Linked DNA regions of Homo sapiens: region 1 is linked to region 2. Evidence: read pairs that join two places in POLR2A ChIA-PET (ENCODE). Cell type or tissue: Caco-2. All regions are shown on one strand. Each heading gives the region's core, and the rest is flanking DNA. Links, peaks and the distances in the headings are about the cores only.

Region 1 (8,906 bases), core at 1,943-5,942, 1.7 Mb after region 2:
GGCTACCTGGCAGGGAGTACGAGTTCAATAAACACTTGCTATTCTTACTTAACTCCAGTGGAGTCGCTGATAAAAGCAAGCCCAGCTCAAATGCAAAGTTGACTCTTCCCTCCCTCCCCACATCCGTGCAACAAAAACAGCTTGTTTCACTACTGGCTATTGTCTGCTCAGCATTTGTTCACTTCATACAAACTGGACACCTATAATGAGACAGATGAAATGTTGTATGGGCACAAAGGATCCGAGGGTGGACAGAGTACACAGAATCAGTGTCCAGCCAGAGTTGAGGGCCTAGCACAGTGGGTGAGGGCAGGGCTCCAAACCCACCCAACATGCCCCAGCCGAGAGAGCCTGGGGATCTCAGCTCATCGGCGTCTTCACTTGAATGGAGGTCATAACACACTCAGAGAGTTGGGATTGGGGGTGAGCGTGGTTAATAAGGGCCCAAGGGCCCAATAAGGAGCGGGTCCTTTTTTTTTAGCTTTTTTTTTTTTTTTTTTTTGAGACGGAATCTCGCTCTGTCACCCAGGCTGGAGTGCAGTGGTGAGATCTTGGCTCACTGCAACCTCTGTCTCCTGGGTTGAAGCGATTCTCCTGCCTCAGCCTCCCAAGTGGCTGGGATTACAGGCACGCACCACCACACCCGGCTAATATTTTTTGTATTTTTAGTAGAGACGGGGTTTCACCATGTTGGCCAGGCTGGTCGATCTTCTGATCTCAAGTGAGGCCCACCCACCTCAGCCTCCCGAAGTGCTGGGATTACCAGTGTGAGCCACCCTGCCTGACCAGGAGCAGGTCCTTATTGGTGTAAGCCAATTTTGCTGTGCCCCTTCTCCTTGCCAGCAATTGGTTGACGCTCACATATGTGACACTATTCTGGCTAATGAAACCTGAAGGCAGATTTGCTGGGGCACTGCTGGGAAAGGTTTTCCCAACTCTTAAGCAACTGATAAGCAGGAAGAAACAGTTGCCCTGGAGCCCTGCCCTGTCTGCAGGTGACACTTCAAGCTGTGGCAGCCACCTGGGTACCATGAGGGCTGGTAGTGGGAGCTCCTCACTTAGGATGGAAGGGAGGTGAGACGGAGGAACCTGGATCCTTCATGGCATGGTTTGGCAGCTGAATTTTAACCAACCGTGGCTGGACCTGCCCTACCTCCAGGCTTCTCTTGGCATGAAGTAGTAAGTCCCCTCAAGCCATTTTGAGTCAAGTTGTCTGTTGTTGAAGCCAAAAGTGACAGCAAGTCACACATATCCGGGGCCAGCTTCATGGGATGCAACCTGTGTGGTTGCAGGCTGCCCTGCACTTGGTTGAATGCCCAGCTGTGGCTATCTTGACATTTTTTTCTTTTTTTTGAGACAGAGTCTCGCCCTGTCACCCAGGCTGGAGTGCAGTGGCGCGATCTCGGCTCACAGCAAGCTCCACCTCCTGGGTTCATGCCATTCTCCTGCCTCAGCCTCCCCAGTAGCTGGGACTACAGGCGCCTGCCACCATGCCTGGCTGATTTTTTGTATTTTTAGTAGAGACGGGGTTTCACCGTGTTAGCCAGGATGGTCTCGATCTCCTGACCTCGTGATCCACCCACCTCGGCCTCCCAAAGTGCTGGGATTACAGGCATGAGGCACCGTGCCCGGCCTGACATTTTTTTTTTTTAAAGAAATAAGGTCTCACAAACTCCTGGCCTCACGAGATCCTCCTGCGTCAGCCTCCTGAGTAGCTGGGATTACAGCTACCACACCCAGCTTGAAATTCTTAATACTTTTTTTTTTTTTAAACACAGGGCTCTGCATTTTAATTTTGTCCTGGGTCCTGTTTACATAAATATCACCTTGACGATCTGTGCAATGTTGGCACACCAGCGTTTAGGACAGGTCCTAATGTATGGTAAGTGGGCCATAAATCTTGGTGAGGAATGAAATGAAGGAACGACTTCCTGGAAATGTCCTTCCTCCACTTCTTCATCTGGTAACATCATATAATACTCTGTGATCAGACGTCCCCTCCTCCAGGAAGCCTTCCCAGACCACCCCCACACCTGTAAGTCTGGACCAAGTGCCTCACTGGAGCTTCCGCAGAGCCCCCTCTTTCTCCATTTCATATACTATTTTTGGGTGACTGCTCCGCCCACCTCATGCTGAGCGACTCAGCAACAGAGACCAACCCTCCTTGCCTGCTGTACCCAGCTCCTGGCTTGGGGCCTGCCTGTGAATGAGTAAATAAGAGTGAAGGCAAGTGGTTCTTACCCTGCTTCCCAGGCCTGAGGGCGAGAATTCCTTTGACAGCAAATTTAGCTCATACCTTCTAGCTTCTCGGCTCCTTTGTAGCTCTGCTATAATTATTACCCCAAATAATAATTAAGGTTTTTCTCTTTGTATGGTGCTTTGAAGCACTAAGATCCCCCAGGGCAGGGATGGGGTTTGGTTCATCTCTGGAGGCTCGGGTTGGGTTTATGGGTGAGTGGATGATGGACGCATGAGTGAGCTGAGTGAGCGTGTGAGGGGGAGAACCAGCAGAAAGGGGAAGAACCAGCAGAAGGGGGGATGGCGTATGGATGTCAGTCTGTGTCTAGCAGTGCAGGCTCCCAGGGGGCTGGATCTGAACCTGAGTCATCTTTGGCTTCCCAGGCAACAGGAAACGTTTGAGAAAGGATAATGAAATTAATGAACGAATTGCTTAATGATGGATCACATTGCCCATTATCTGACTTCCCCCTCATGCTCCCCCGGCGAGGCAGCAGAGCTCATCAGGAATCACCCCATTTTTTTTTTTTTTTGAGATGGAGTCTTGCTCTGTCGCCCAGGCTGGAGTGCAGTGGCGCGATCTTGGCTCACTGCAAGCTCCGCCTTCCGGGTTCACGCCATTCTCCTGCCTCAGCCTCCCGAGTAGCTGGGACTACAGGTGCCCGCCACCACGCCCGGCTAATTTTTTTGTATTTTTAGTAGAGACGGGGTTTCACCATGTTAGCCAGGATGGTCTTGATCTCCTGACCTTGTGATCCACCCATCTCGGCCTCCCGAAGTGCTGGGATTACAGGCGTGAGCCATCGCGCCCGGCCTGAGAATCACCCCATTTTACGGTTGGGATAATCGAGGCTCAGTGGAGCAGGTGTACTTTCCCAGGTGACACAGCAAGAGACCCGGGTTTTAAGGCCAGCAGCAGGTGTCCTGAGTCTCTCTCACAGATGAGGAAACTGAGGCTCAAGAAGGGCATTCTAGCCAGGTGCGGTGGCTCATGCCTGTGATCCCAGCACTTTGGGAGGCTGAGGTGGGTGGATCACCTGAGGTCAGGAGTTTGAGACCAGTCTAGCCAACATGGTGAAACCAAGTCTCTACTAAAAATACAAAAATTAGCCGGGCATGGTGGTGTGCGCCTGTAATCCCAACACTTTGGGAGGCCGAGGTGGGTGGATCACCTGAGGTCAGGAGTTTGAGACCAGTCTGGCCAACATGGTGAAACCACATCTCTACTAAAAATACAAAAATAAGCCGGGCATGGTGGCCCATGCCTGTAATCCCAGCTACTTGGGAGGCTGAGGCAGAAGAATTGCTTGAACCTAAGAGGTGGAGGTTGCAGTGAGCCAAGATCGCACCACTGCACTCCAGCCTGGGCAACAGTGTGAGACTCTGTCTCAAAAAAAAAAAAAAAAAAAAGAAAGAAAGAAAGAAAGAAAAAGAAAAAAAAGAAGGGCATTCTGAGGTGTCCACCCAGCTCCGGCAGCAGGTTTTCCACCGGCCAGATATATCCTCTTCCTTAGATGTTCAGAGAGTGAGCAGGGCCTACAGGAGGAGCGAGTCAAGCTCACCTTACCCTCACTGCCAAGGCAGAGAAGAATTCCTTGGAAATTCTTCCCAACTGTATCTCGCAATGTCTGGCAGGAATGAACGCGGCTTCTCAGAGGTTGATACTGTGGCTTCCGTCTCGCCCCCACTTCCAGCCCTTTACTCTCTGGAGAGAAATCTCTCCGGTTGGAGATTGAAGCTGCATTTCCCAGACCTCTGGAGAGCTAGAGTTCTGGGCTGAACTGGGCTTTGCTAATTAAGTGCACTCGAGTAAGATGCGGAAAGCCGATCAAGGGCCAAAAGAACCACTGGCAGTGAGGTTTATTTATCTTGGTTCAGCAAGGGAGGACGCATTCCAGGGGATCCCTGTACAAAGAGTCAGAAGAGGCCTTTCAGAGCGTTAGGGCTTGTGCTAGAGGGCTCTGCCGGGGGTTGGGGGAAGTGGAGAGCAGTTCTAATGAAGGCTTAAGAAGCCGGGCAATGCACTGATTGGATTCCTCCATAATTTTTTTTTTTTTTTTTTTGAGACAGTCTTGCTCTGTCGCCCAGGCTGGAGTGCAGTGGCGCGATCTTGGCTCACTGCAACCTCAGCCTCTCAGGTACAAGGGATTCTCATGCCTCAGCCTCCTGAGTAGCTGGAATTATAGACACAGGCCACCATGCCCAGCTAATTTTTGTATGTTTAGTAGAGACAGGATTTCGCAATGTTGGCCAAGCTAGTCTCGAACTCCTGGCCTCTTGTGATCCACCCGCCTTGGCCTCCCATAAGTGCTGGGATTACAGGTGTGAGCCACCGCACCCGGCTTCAATTTTTTTTCTAATTACAGAGATAGGGTCTTGTTATGTTGCCCAAGCTGATCTTGAACTCCTGGCCTCAAGTGATCCTCCTGCTTCAGCCTCCCAAGTGGCTGGGATTACAGGCGTGAGCGACCATGCCCAGCTCTTCTCTTTAATTTTTGCCCTGAAGGCAGGAAGATAGCGCAGGGTTGCGTTTTCAATGGTAAGGAAGTAGCAGTAAAGAATGTGATGTTGTCAGAGGAAGGAAGGTGTTGAATTTTTTGCTGTTGTGGTGTGACTCTTTGTACAGAACACAATTTTTTTTTTTTTTGAGAACGAGTCTCGCTCTGTCACTCAGGCTGGAGTGCAATGGCCCCATCTTGGCTCACTGCAACCTCCACCTCCCAGGCTCAAGCGATTCTCCTGCCTCAGCCTCCTGAGTAGCTGGGATTACAGGCGCCCGCCACCACGCCTGGCTAATTTTTGTATTTTATTAGAGACGGGGTTTCACCATGTTGGCCAGGCTGGTCTTGAACTCCTGACCTTGTGATCCACCCGCCTCGGCCTCCCAAAGTGCTGGGATTACAGGCGTGAGCCACCACGCCCAGCCCACAACCCTATTCTTGCTTGCTTGGAACATCATGACTTGGCTGCCAGCAGGGCCCATTTTCATTCCCCCGCTTCTCTTGCCCCTCTTGCACTGTTCCTCCTGGCAAGTATAACAGTGGAATATGAGGTGTCTCCACGGCAGGCAGTCAGGGCCATTCTCTGACTTCCCGGACCTCAGGTGGCAGCTTTTGGCCCCTGGATCACAGCTCTGGGGATATGTTCTGGAACTCAGAGCTACAGATGAGTCCTCAAAGGCGGTGGCTCCTTGCTGGGACAGTTCCGTGTGGTTCTCTGAGTTATCGCAGGAGGCTCAGCCCATTCAATAATTTTGTGAACATTTAATTCCCTACATTAAACCCTTTGGTAGATAAAATACCTGGCGTGGGGTCTATTTACCTGTTTCCTCTCTCGAACCCAGACTGAGACACTTCTCCATTCCACTTTAGACAATCGCCATAATGGTAATAACTACTCACGGTTGTGAGCACTTCTTATGTGTCTGAGCACTGGGTTTAGCGGCTTCATGCATCTCATTTAGCACTGGCCACACCTGTGAGGTGTTTGCCCTAACAGGGTCAGACAATATAGGGTACATTATCCAAAGAGTCATCTTCCGGCCAGGCGTGATGGCCCATGCCTGTAATCCCAGCACTTTGGGAGGCCAAGGCAGGCAGATCACCTGAGGTCAGGAGTTCGAGGCCAGCCTGGCCAACATGGTGAAACCCCGTCTCCACTAAAAATACAAAAATTAGCCAGGTGTGGTGGTGCACACGTGTAATCCCAGCTACTCAGGAGGCTGAGGCAGGAGAATTGCTTGAACACTGGAGGCGGAGGTTGCAGTGAGCCAAGATCGCACCACTGCATTCCAGCCTGGGCGACAGAGCGGGACTCCATCTCAAAACAAAAACAAAAACAAAAACAAAAAACAAAAAGTCATCATCTGATTGCTGCCAGGAATGAAGTTATCACAGCAGTAAAAACATCCACTGGTGAGACCCACAAAGTGCAAATGTCCCCTCTTTATAACTGTGCTGTGAAAGTCACATCGGGGAAACTGTACAAATCCGCACCTCATTCATGTTTTGATTTTTCTAAGAATCGGGGCATACATTCATCACTGCAGTTGTTGCTTACATTTTGTTAAATATACAACAAAATCAACCAGGAGTCGATTCTCAGCATTCCTGGTAATTCTGTCAAGCCACCATGAACATCTCATCAGGGAACACTGAATCAACGCTCCTAGGGAAACACTGCGTTGGCTTCCTGTGAGCCTCTGGCCACATGTTTGTCAACACAAGCCTTATTTTACGTATGTTTTTATTTAAACATATCTTTGTTGATACATTGTTTTCTGTTTTTTTTTTTGTTTCATTTTGTTTTTTGTTTTGTTTTGTTTTTTGAGATGGAGTCTCACTCTGTTGCCCAGGCTGGAGTGCAGTGGCGCAGTCTCAGCTCACTGCAACCTCCACCTCCTGGGTTCAAGCAATTCTCTGCGCCAGCCTCCCGAGTAGCTGGGATAACAGGTGCTCGCCACCACACCCGGCTAATTTTTTTGTATTTTTAGTAGAGATGGGGTTTCACCATCTTGGCCAGGCTAGTCTTGAACTCCTGACCTCGTGATCCACCCACCTTGGCTTCCCAAAGTGCTGGGATTACAGGCATGAGCCACTGCACCCGGCTCAGCCTGTATTTTCTTAAAATGATGTGTTTTTTTGTTGTTGTTTCATTTGTCGAGAATCCCAAACAAACATGGAAATAACTGTCTTGCATAAATATAAAATACGGGCTGCTGTATTAAGTGCTCTTTTCCCAGTGCCAGTTACTCTGGGACATTGAGGACCTCCTGTGCTATTTCTGGCCATTCCACAGAGGATCGGAGGGGTCCAAAGCCTGTCTCTCTCTCCTCACCACACTGCACAGCCTTCAGGAGACGGGGCTGAGAATTATGGCCCAGGCTGTCTGACCTTCACGAAGACTGGTGCCACTTCTCCAAGCAGCCCCTTTGGATAGGCAGGGGTCTGTGAGCTCTAACCAGCAACCTCGGCCAGGCACAGTGGCTCACGCCTGTAATCCCAGCACTTTGGGAGGCCGAGGCGGGCGGATCACGAGGTCAGGAGATCGAGACCATCCTGGCTAACACGGTGAAACCCCATCTCTACTAAAAATACAAAAAATTAGCCGGACGTGGTGGCGGGCGCCTGCAGTCCCAGCTACTCAGGAGGCTGAGGCAGGAGAATGGTGTGAACCCGGGAGGCGGAGCTTGCAGTGAGCCGAGAACGCGCCACTGCACTCCAGCCTGGGTGACAGAGCGAGACTCCATCTCGAAAAATAAAATAAAATAAAATAAAATAAAATAAAATAAAATAAAATAAAATAAAATAAAATAACCAGCAGCCTCAGACATTTTACTGTGTGCAATAATGTCAGGAAAAACTGTCCCGGATAAATAAACTCCTGTAGCAACAAGAAGAAACCAGGTGGAAGTGTTCCTCAAAACCGCTTGGAATTTATACTGAACTTTTATAGCACTGGGAACAACCCACCACCTGGAGAGAAAGTTTAACAGGTTTTACGATTTATTTAAGAGCTCTCGTTAATTTTTCATCTCATTTTGTCTTTACCACAGAAGGATTCGCTTGAAATGAACTGATGCCTAAAGGGTCATAATATATTTTTCTCATTAAATGAAAATAAGCTTTATAGTTAAGGAGGTCTTTGGGTGTTTGGATTGGTCAATGTTTTTCGCCTTGGCATCACGAGTTTTAGAGGACAGGCTGAGTGCAGTGGCTCACACCTGTAATCCCAGCACTTTGGGAGGCTGAGGCAGGTGGATCATGAGGTCAGGAGTTCGAGGCCAGCCTGGCCAACATGTTGAAACCCAGTCTCTACTAAAAATACAAAAATTAGCTGGGTGTGGTGGCGGACTCCTGTAATCCCAGCTACTCGGGGGGCTGAGGCGGGAGAATCACTTGAAACTGGGAGGGGGACGTTGCGGTGAGCGGAGATCACACCACTGCCCTCCAACCTGGGGGAAAGAGTAAAACTCGGTCTCAAAAAAAAAAAAAAAGTTTTACAGGACAAAGTGCAATGGATGGACAATTCCATTTAAGTTGAGGATTTATTCTTTAATAAATGTATTTGGAAATGCATTTCAGTGAGATAAACATTTGATGATTATTATCATTATTATTTTTGAAACAGGGTCTTGCTCTGTCACCAAGGCTGGAGTGCAGTGGCACCACCATGGCTCACTGCAGCCTCAACCTCCTGGGCTCAAGCAATCCTCCTGTCTCAGCCTCCTGAATAGCTGGGACCTCAGGCTTGCGCCACCACACCTAATTTTTTTTTGTAGAGATGGAGTCTTGCTATGTTGCCTAGGCTGGTCTCCAACTCATGGCCTCAAGTGATCCTCCTGCCTTGGCCTCCCAAAGTGCTGGGATTACAGATGTGAGCCACCACGCCCAGCCAACATTTCATTCTTAGAGAAGAAATGCATATTTATGCATTCGTATATCCTCTTGGAAGCATGTACACACATTTACATATGTGTCTATCTTCCATTTCCAGCACCTACCCTATGAGATTCATGTGAGGGTTAAATGCGATATGGTAATTGAAGCTGGAGAAATTTGGGTTATCTTATTCTCTGGACAGTGGTGAACACAGCATGAGGGAATGCCTGTGGCTACCTGGACCCTTCCTCCAGACCTCTTATTTTGGCTCTGGGCACCCACCCTTGT
Region 2 (8,906 bases), core at 3,063-7,062:
GCCACCACACCCAGCGCCTACAAATAAAATTATTTCACAAGATGAAGAGGGTATAACGGCCCATGATTCCCTTGGGAATATGCAATGGTTTGTTTCCATAACTCTGCTGGTAGGGATGGAATTGAAACCCACCACAAAATATAACAACCTGGAACCCTGCCTTATCACCTTGATAAAACGGGCTGTTAGGCTAGGATACATTATTCAAGAGAGCAGAGTGGGAATGAGATTTGTACTCACACCTTTTAAGGTTGTCCCACTTTCACAAGATGTCAAAGTGACACATCATATTGGGCCTTCAATTCTGGCCTTATACCAAAATGTGGATAAGCATCCAGACTATGCTTGACAAATACAAATAGCATCCAATATTAACACAGAATTTCCATGGTTTACAATAGCAGTGGTAATCCCAAATCATCCTGTGAACGTCTCCTGGAATGACTCCATAGCCACACAGAACCACATATGGCTTCAGATAGCCATGGCCCTATTTCACTTTTGTGCTGCACCAGCTGAGACCTCAGCTGTAGCAACCCTCCTCTGTCCACCTAATGCCGTTTAAAGCCCAGCCCCTGGATTTGTGAACCAAACCACATCTACTATCACAGATGAGCATATTTTTCACTGCCCATATGCACCAGGCTGAATGAAACTCCCCAGGCACTCCCAAAGTCATCTCAAAATGTTTATGAGTCCAGACAGTGATAAATAGTTACAACTGGCCAGGCACAGTGGCTCACGCCTGCAATTCCAGCACTTTGAGGCCGAGGCAGGCAGATCACCCGGTCAGGAGTTCAAGACTAGCCTGGTCAGCATGGTGAAACCCTGTCTCTACCGAAAATACAAAAATTAGCCTGCTGTGGTGGCAGGTGCCTGTAATACTAGCTACTTGGGAGGCTGAGGCAGGAGAATTGCTTGAACCCAGGAGGTGGAGGTTGCAGTGAGCCGAGATGGCACCATTGCACTCCAGCTTGGGCAACAAGAGCGAAACTCCATCTGAAAAAAAAAAAAAAACAAAAAAGTTACAACTTTGGCACCAACTCAGGCCTAAGTGTCATCTTCCCTGAATTACTCCTGTGCTTCTGCATGCATCTATCTCTTCTCTATTATCTCTTTGGATGTCTATGTCCCCTTCCAAACTCTACTGTATTAAATGTCCTGTTATGATGGTCACTCACACCCTCTCAGGTGTTTAGGAAGCCCAATAACATCAATTGAGGACGTAAGTAAGAGATCCAGTCCTCAGCCTGTAATCACACCTTTCTGCCCCCTGAAAAGATTTACCACCATAATCTGAAGCATGTCCTCCTAAATGGACCCATAACTAATCATAGTTCACTCATTAGCTTTCATATATTGGATGTCTCCAGTATCAACACCCTCCCAGATACCCCATCCAGTATGTCTAGTTATCGATTTGATGCCACCACTTATTGGTCTCTGATTCTTCATATGGCCAAAACAACCCTCTGGATATCCACAGTGAATATTATGTCAATACCAACGTCATCTCAGCTGAAGCAGTGTGCATGGTTACAGCTGCTAAGATCAAAAACCTTGGGCTCATGCCCGATTCCTCTTTCATGCTCCTATCATCCACATTAGAAAATCTAGCTGTCTGCAAGGCATGGTGGCTCGTGCCTATAATCCCAGCACTTGGGGAGGCAGAGGCCAGCGAATCTCCTGAGGTCAGGAGTTTGAGACTAGCCTGGCCAACATGGTGAAACCCCGACTTTACTAAAAATAGAAAAATTAGCCGAGTGTGGTGGTACATGCCTGTAATCCCAGCTACTCAGGAGGCTGAGGCAGGAGAATCACTTGAGCCCAGGAGGTGAAGGTTGCAGTGGGCTGAGATTGTGCCACTAGACTCCAGGCTGGACAAGAGAGTGAAACTCCGTCTCAAAAAAAAAAAAAAAAAAAAAAAAAAAAAAGCCTAGCTGTCTCGGCTGGGCGCATTGGTCCATGCCTATAATCCCAGCACTTTGGGAGGCCGAGATGTGACGATCACTTGAGGTCAGGAGTTCGAGACCAGCCTGGCCAACATGGTAAAACCTCGTCTCTACTAAAAATACAAAAATTAGCTGGGCATGATGGTGGGTGCCTGTAATGCCAGCTACCTTGAATGCTGAGGCAGGAGAATTGCTTGAACCTGGGAGGCAGAGGCTCCAGTGAGCCCAAGATTGCGCCATTGCACTCCAGCCTGGGCAACAAGACTGAAATTCCACGTTAAGAAAAAAAAAAGAAAACCTAGCTGTCTCTTTACAAAAAGTGAATCCTGAATCCAGACCCATGTGATTTACCACTTATCTGATCCATTAACCCTCACCTGGATTATGGCAGGAGCCTTATCTCTGACCTTTCTTCCTCTTCCCTCAACCCACAGTCTATGCAACAAGGTCCAGCCAGATGAAGCCTGTAGCCAGGTAGAACTGTGGTAATATCACCTCCTGACTTTGATCCGTTTTATCTCTAAGCATTTCACAACCTGGTAGCAAATCCTGGGTTAATCTTACAAGGGTGTTTACATTGGTTGACAGAAATGGGAATACCTCCATATAACCTGTCATGGACTTGGTATCCTGGCTTCAGAGATTCTCCAGGGTCCTCGGATCAAAGGACTGAAAAAAATGGCACTTAAGAGTCCCAGGACACCACAAGCTAGAGAACCTGTAGATGGCGTCAGGACCAATGAGGGAATGGAACACCCTCCACTTCCCTGTGTGGGTTCCCTAAGTGCTTCTGCAGCCAGGAGTGCCTGAGGGGAAAGGCAGACATTACAAACATGTCACAGGATTTGATAAGCTCAGGACTCCCTGAACCCTTTCTTGTCCCTGGAACCAGGTAACCCTAAGGCTGGTTGTCTGACCTGCTTTTCTCAGTGCAAAATGTCATCTCTACCATCTATGTGATCTACAAAACGGATTCAACCTCCCAAGGCCCCAAAGTCCTCATCCTCTCTCTCTATGATGTTCTTCCTTTGATTGGCCTTTGGGAAACTTCTTAAAAGCCTGGATTTGGATCATGTCCCTCCTTTCTTCAAAACTCTCCATGGCTTCTAGAATCCTCATGATGAATGCACAGCCCCTGGCCTGCTTGCTCTACCAGGAAGAGCTCCATCTCACACGTTGTTCCTGACAGATGCCTGTGAACCCCAGGTTCCATCCTTCCAGCTCTGTCCATCTGCAGGCCATTGCCTGCACCCCTACCTGTGCCTGTCACTCTCCCCACTGCATCCCACTGGTGTCAGAAACAGGTGAAACCGACTTTGCAAAATTATAACTGACGAAATTATGACAGTGAAAGAAATCAGACCTAACCGACTCCATCTTGCTTCCAACCTTTCAGCCGTCTTTTTTCATTCCTGGGCATAGGCTGAATTAACTTTGGAAAAGAATTCAGTTCATGGTTTCACTCTGAAACAAAATTGATAATAGCCCTTTCCTGAAAAGACCCCTTTCTTGCCTGGGGACCAGCCTGTCTTTGCAGGACTAACAAATTAGCTACAAGAATAGAAATTACGGTTTAGGGGTCATGCAGCTTCTGGCTCCAAGAGTCTGAACCTCCCCAAGTTGCTCCTGAAGATAACCTTACTATTGTAAAACCTAATGTGAGTTTCTGGGGTGCTAGTTGAGTTGGTCTCCCCTGTGTGAGACACCCATGGGAAGCCATGGGCGGCCTCTGAGGAGAAAAGTCTCCTTATTGCCTTCATGTCTTTATGCCCCGAGAGCATAACTCTTCAGCAGCATTCCATGGGTTGCTCAGGGAGATCACACTCCCTTGAAGCAGTGGAGCATAATCAAACATCTTGGCTCCTCCTGAAACCCGCAGCCACCCGTTTCAGTTAAGTTAAAGATCTTAAGTAGTTTAGACACACGCCTTTGTTCAAGGAAATTCACAGAAACGGCCAGTGCTTTACATCTTATGGAATGACTCACGAGTTCTCCTTTACTGATTAATCCTTTTCCTGATCGCTTCCTCCCCCTCCAATCAGCCATAAGAACAAAGAGCTTGTAAACCAATAAACTGGGTGGAGCCCAAGAGCTCTGGGCCGCCAGGAAGCCTCCAATGCTCTGGCCACCTGGACCCGCCTTTTAAATGCGTATTCTGTCTCTTTCTAACTCCTTTGTCTCCGCAGGACTCGGGGTATCTGCTGGGTGGTGTGGGGCTGGTTTCCCCAATATCTAAGATCAGTGCTTGGGGCATTTTGCAGATCCTGCACTGGATGGATCAGCGGACAACACACAGACCGGTAATCTGGGTCAATCAGTTCTGCCATCCCACCCAGAACAGAAAACAGCATGAAAAACTCACTTTAACCCCCTATGAATCCATCTCCAACCAGACTGATCAGCACTCCCCACTTCCCAAGCCCCTACCCGCCAAATTTTGAAAACTCTGATCCCAGAATGCTCAGGGAGACTGATTTGAATAATAAAACTCCTGTCTCCCGAACAGCAGGACGGCTCTGCGTGAATTACTATTTCTCCATCGCAATTCCCCAGTCTTCATAAATCGGCTCTGTCTAGGCAGCTGGCAACGTGAACCCACTGGACGGTTACAAGGAGAGGCCTCCTGTGAGCGCCTCAGTGTTCCTACGCCGGGTACCGGCTACAGACCCACGAGCAGGAGCCGCTCCCTCGCTGGTTTAGGACCTGGGTGACGATGGGGTGACCTGAGGGCACAGAAGGCACCACAATTACCTGAGTTGGGCGCCTCGGCACAGCCGCTGCCATCGGACTACTTGGGGAAGCACGGCCCGGGAGCAGTGGTCGCCGTCACGGGGCTGCAGAGCCGCCTCTGGGCACCGAGGACGATTCCTCTCCACCTTCTAGGTTCAGTCACCGCGGTCCCACCCAGCACTCAGGGGCCACAAACTGGGGAAACACCCGCATCGCCGATACACAGCCGCTACTAGAGACCCCGGAAGTCTCGGCCTTACGTTACGTGCACACGTGGAAATGCCTTCTTTCCGAGTGCTCACTGGCTCTGACCGGCTGTCGTTTAAAGCAGAGCTTTCTGGGTAATGTAGTTCCCCACTTTCCATGACACAACATGGTTACCAGGTTCTGAAATGTTCATGGCTCAGATGCACCTCCAAGCCTTTGTACCTATTGGTTCCTCTACCTGTATTACTCTAGCTGGGGTGAAGCCTGTAATACACAGCATTTACCTGAGCTAGGTCCCTCAGTGTGGCTGCTGCCATCAACTGTGGGTGGAGCAGGCATCACCCCAGCCAGTGCCTATGAGCCTCAGACCTGCCACTTGGGAGCAGAGATGACTACTCCTCTTGTGCCTTCTCAGTCCCAACCCAGTACTCCCTGGCCTGACAAGCATGCCCAGAAATCCCTCATCCTGGGCCTTGCAACTAGCGCCTTCTGGGTAAAGTACTTCCCAGAGCTCTCAGCCAACAATGGTGGTATCCTCCAAGAGCAAACCGAATGCAGACCATGTTACATTCTGAGGGCTGCTGGAAAGCCCTGCTCACACCTCAAAGGAGGAAGATTATTGATTCTTTGTAAAAGCATCAAATAGGTATCACATCAGACTCTAGGAAGCTCATCCTGCACCCAGAGAATAAAAATACTATTTGAGATGCTCCCAAACTTTACTTATCTAAGTGGCCATATCATTGGCATCATTCAGACTTACAATGTGTGCACTCAGAGCTGAGAACATTAAGTATTGATTGCTCTTTAAATTCACGTAGACTGAATCATTACAGTCAGTTTTGCGAGTTTCATTGTTTTGTTGGGAACAAAAGAAAATTCTCCATAAGACATGATGACAGGATGGGTACAAAAAACAGTGAGCAAAAATGAATAAGACCTAATATTTGCTACCATAACAGGGTGGCTATAGTCAAAATAATTTAATTATATATTTAAAAATAACTAAAAGAGTATAACTGGACTGTTTATAATACAGAGGATAAATGTTGAGGTGACTGAGACCCCATTTACCCTATGTGATTATCACATATGGCATGGCTACATCAAAATATCTAATGTAATCTACAAATATATACACTACTATATACCCACAAAAAATAAAAATAAAGGCCAGACATGGTGGCTCACACCTGTAATCCCAGCACTTTGGGAGGCCAAGGCAGGTGGATCACCTGAGGTCGGGAGTTCGAGACCAGCCTGGCCAACATGGAGAAACCGTGTCTCTACTGAAAGTACAAAATTTTCCAGGCATGGTGCTGCATGCCTCCAATTCCAGCTACTCGGGAGGCTGAGGTAGGAGAATTACTTGAACCCTGGAGGTGGAGGTTGCGATGAGTCGAGATCATGCCATTGCACTCCAGCCTGGGCAACAGGAGTGAGACTCTGTCTCAAAAAAAATAAAAAATAAAAAATAAATAAATTGCTGGGTGCAGTGGCTCATGCCTATAATCCCAACACTTTGGGAGGCTGAGTCAGGTGGATCATGAGGTCAGGAGTTCGAGACCAGCCTGACCAATATGGTGAAACCCCATCTCTAATAAAAATAAAAAAATTAGCCGGGCACGGTTGCTCACGCCTGTAATCCCAGCACTTTGGGAGGCCGAGGTGGACAGATCATGAAGTCAGGAGATCAAGACCATCCTGGCTAACACAGCAAAACCCATGTTAAAAAAATTGCTGGGCATGGTGGCAGACACCTGTAGTCCCAGCTACTCGGGAGGCTGAGGCAGGAGAATCGCCTGAACTCTGGAGGCAGAGGTTGCAATGAGCTGAGATCGCATGACTGCACTCCAGCCTGGCGACAGAGCTAGACTCCGTCTCAAAAAAATAAAATAATAATAAAGATCTAATGACAGGGAAATAGACGGATGTTGGTACACCCTGAAGCAGGTAGTGAAGCTGGCAGTTGGCCACTGGTTCCCACAGAAAATTGCTCTAGTGATGCTAGCAAATCCCAAAATTGGGGCTCAATCCAGGAGGGTTCCTGGCTTCATAAAGGAAATAATTCAAGAGCAAGCCAAGAGTGTAAAGTGAAGGCAAAGCAAGTTTATGAGAGCAAGAGAACAGGAAAATGGCTGCTCCACAGACAGAGCAGGGCTACTCCACAGGCAAAGTAGCACCCGTGGATTGTTGGCTAGCTATATTTATAGCTACTCCTTAATTATGTGCTAAATAAGAGGTGGGTTATTCATGAATTTTCTAGAAAAAGAGTGGGGAGTTCCCAGAACCAGGGGTTCCTTCTCTTTTAAACTACATGAGGTAGCTTCTGGGCATTGCCATAGCATTTGTAAACGGCCATGGTGCTGGTGGGAGTGTCTTTTAGCATGCTAATACATTATAATGAGCATATAATGAGCAGTGAGGCAATGAGGGTAACTAGAGTTCATATTCTTGCCATCTTAGTTTTACTGCTTTCAGCTGGTTTCTTTAGTGCATCCTGTTTTGACCAGATCCTGTTTCATCATGAGCAGGGTCATGACCAGTGCTCAGAACACAAGTCCTGCTGATCTATGTCACTATGAGGATCACTATGTCAATATGTTTCTTAATTCATATGCTAAGGTGTACTCAATTTCTTTAATCACATTGACATCTATCTCAAAGGACGAGCAACTTAGCCAATGCCATTGTGGTACACACATCAGTCGCTACAACTTTCACCATTAAAGCACAGGTTAAAAAGGCCATCTGAATAACAATATAAACACGGCATCTGAGCTCCAAAATTTCATCTCCTTACAAGAAAGTGGTTATTATTTTCCAGTGACTGCAGGAATAGTTTCACACTGGGAACTGGGATTATCTCAGAATAAATTTTTTTTTTTCTTTTTTGAAACAGAGTCTCACTCTGTTGCGCAGGCTGGAGTGCAGTGGTGTGATCTCAGCTCACTGTAACCTCTGCCTCCTGGGTTCAAGTGATTCTCCTGCCTCAGCCTCCTGAGTGAGTAGCTGGGATTACAGGCATGCGCCACCATGCCTGGCTAATTTCTGTATTTTTAGTACAGATGGGGATTCACCATGTTGGCCAGCCTGGTCTCAAACTCCTGACCTCAAGTGATCCACCCACCTGCGCTTCCCAAAGTGCTGGGATTATAGGCGTGAGCCATCGTGCCTGGCCTCAGAATCAATTACAGGTGCGGTGGCTCATGGCTCAGGCCTGTAATCTGAGCACTTTTGTAGGCCAATGCAGGCAGATCACTTGAGGCCCAGAGTTTGAGATGAACCCGGTAACACAGTGAAACCCCATCTCTACTAAAAATACAAAAAACAGCTGGGCATGATGGCTTACGCATGTAATCCCAGCTACGTGGGAGGCTGAGGTGGGAGACTCACTTGAACCTGGGAGGTGGAGGTTGCAATGAGCCAAAATCACACCACTGCACTCCAACCTGGTAGAGAGTCTTGAAAAAAAAAAAAAAAAAAAGTATGCAGCAACTAAAATATCCATAAATGGATGGATGAATGAATGAATATACAATGACATTTCACGGCAGACTATACTTCTCAGCAACATAAAACGAATGAACAACTCATATATCTACAATGACATCAAAATAAGCATGATGCAGGAGAGCACCCAGGGATTATAAGAGGAAACACTTTATTACATCAGTCAGAAAATTCCAGAAAATGGAAAGTACTCCATCATACAGCAAAGTAAATCAATGGTTGTTTGAAGAGCAGAGAGAAAAACTTTATAAAGGCTCCAAGTAAATACAAAGGTGATAGATTAGATAAATTCATTATGGTGACTCTGATGATGGTTTCACGGGATTATAATAAAATTCAAGACTTATCCTACAGCTCAAATATGTGTACTTTATTGGATGTCATTTATATCTTTATTTTATTTTTAAGATGGGGTCTCACTCTATCACCCAGGCTGGACTGCAGCGTTGCAATCTTAGCTCACTGCAACTTCTGCCTCCCAGGCTCAAGCAATCCTCCCACATC

Evidence for each region. Peaks named below come from ENCODE experiments on the same cell type or tissue, not always from the same donor. Only the 100,000 strongest peaks of a DNase experiment are listed, where the experiment ranks them.
Region 1: POLR2A ChIA-PET joins it to region 2 with 6 read pairs; 2 of 35 experiments call an interaction of 5 or more read pairs at or near these places.

The regions. Positions count from the first base shown.
Region 1 is chr19:56,127,678-56,136,583 of GRCh38, reverse strand. It overlaps a transcript of ZNF444 not described here. Among named protein-coding and RNA genes, the nearest start is that of ZNF444, 9.2 kb to the left of the region's middle. RefSeq lists enhancers at 4,059-4,228, 6,752-7,252, 7,253-7,753, 7,621-7,790. In Caco-2, for the core only: no CTCF peak of the experiment used is centred there; DNase peaks (open chromatin) are centred at 2,283, 3,839 and 4,153.
Region 2 is chr19:57,845,869-57,854,774 of GRCh38, reverse strand. It overlaps ZNF587 (zinc finger protein 587), which reads right to left and starts at 4,916. Exons shown (of 3, transcript NM_032828.4): 1 at 4,704-4,916. The coding sequence starts at 4,736. It overlaps LOC124904782 (a long non-coding RNA gene), which reads left to right. Exons shown (of 2, transcript XR_007067358.1): 2 at 4,214-4,460. ZNF587B (zinc finger protein 587B) reads right to left here. Exons shown (of 3, transcript NM_001376223.1): 3 at 8,537-8,906. RefSeq lists enhancers at 3,275-4,474, 4,529-4,618, 4,669-4,908, 5,079-5,138, 5,209-5,318. In Caco-2, for the core only: no CTCF peak of the experiment used is centred there; DNase peaks (open chromatin) are centred at 4,034, 4,514 and 4,964; H3K4me3 peaks cover 2,018 bases.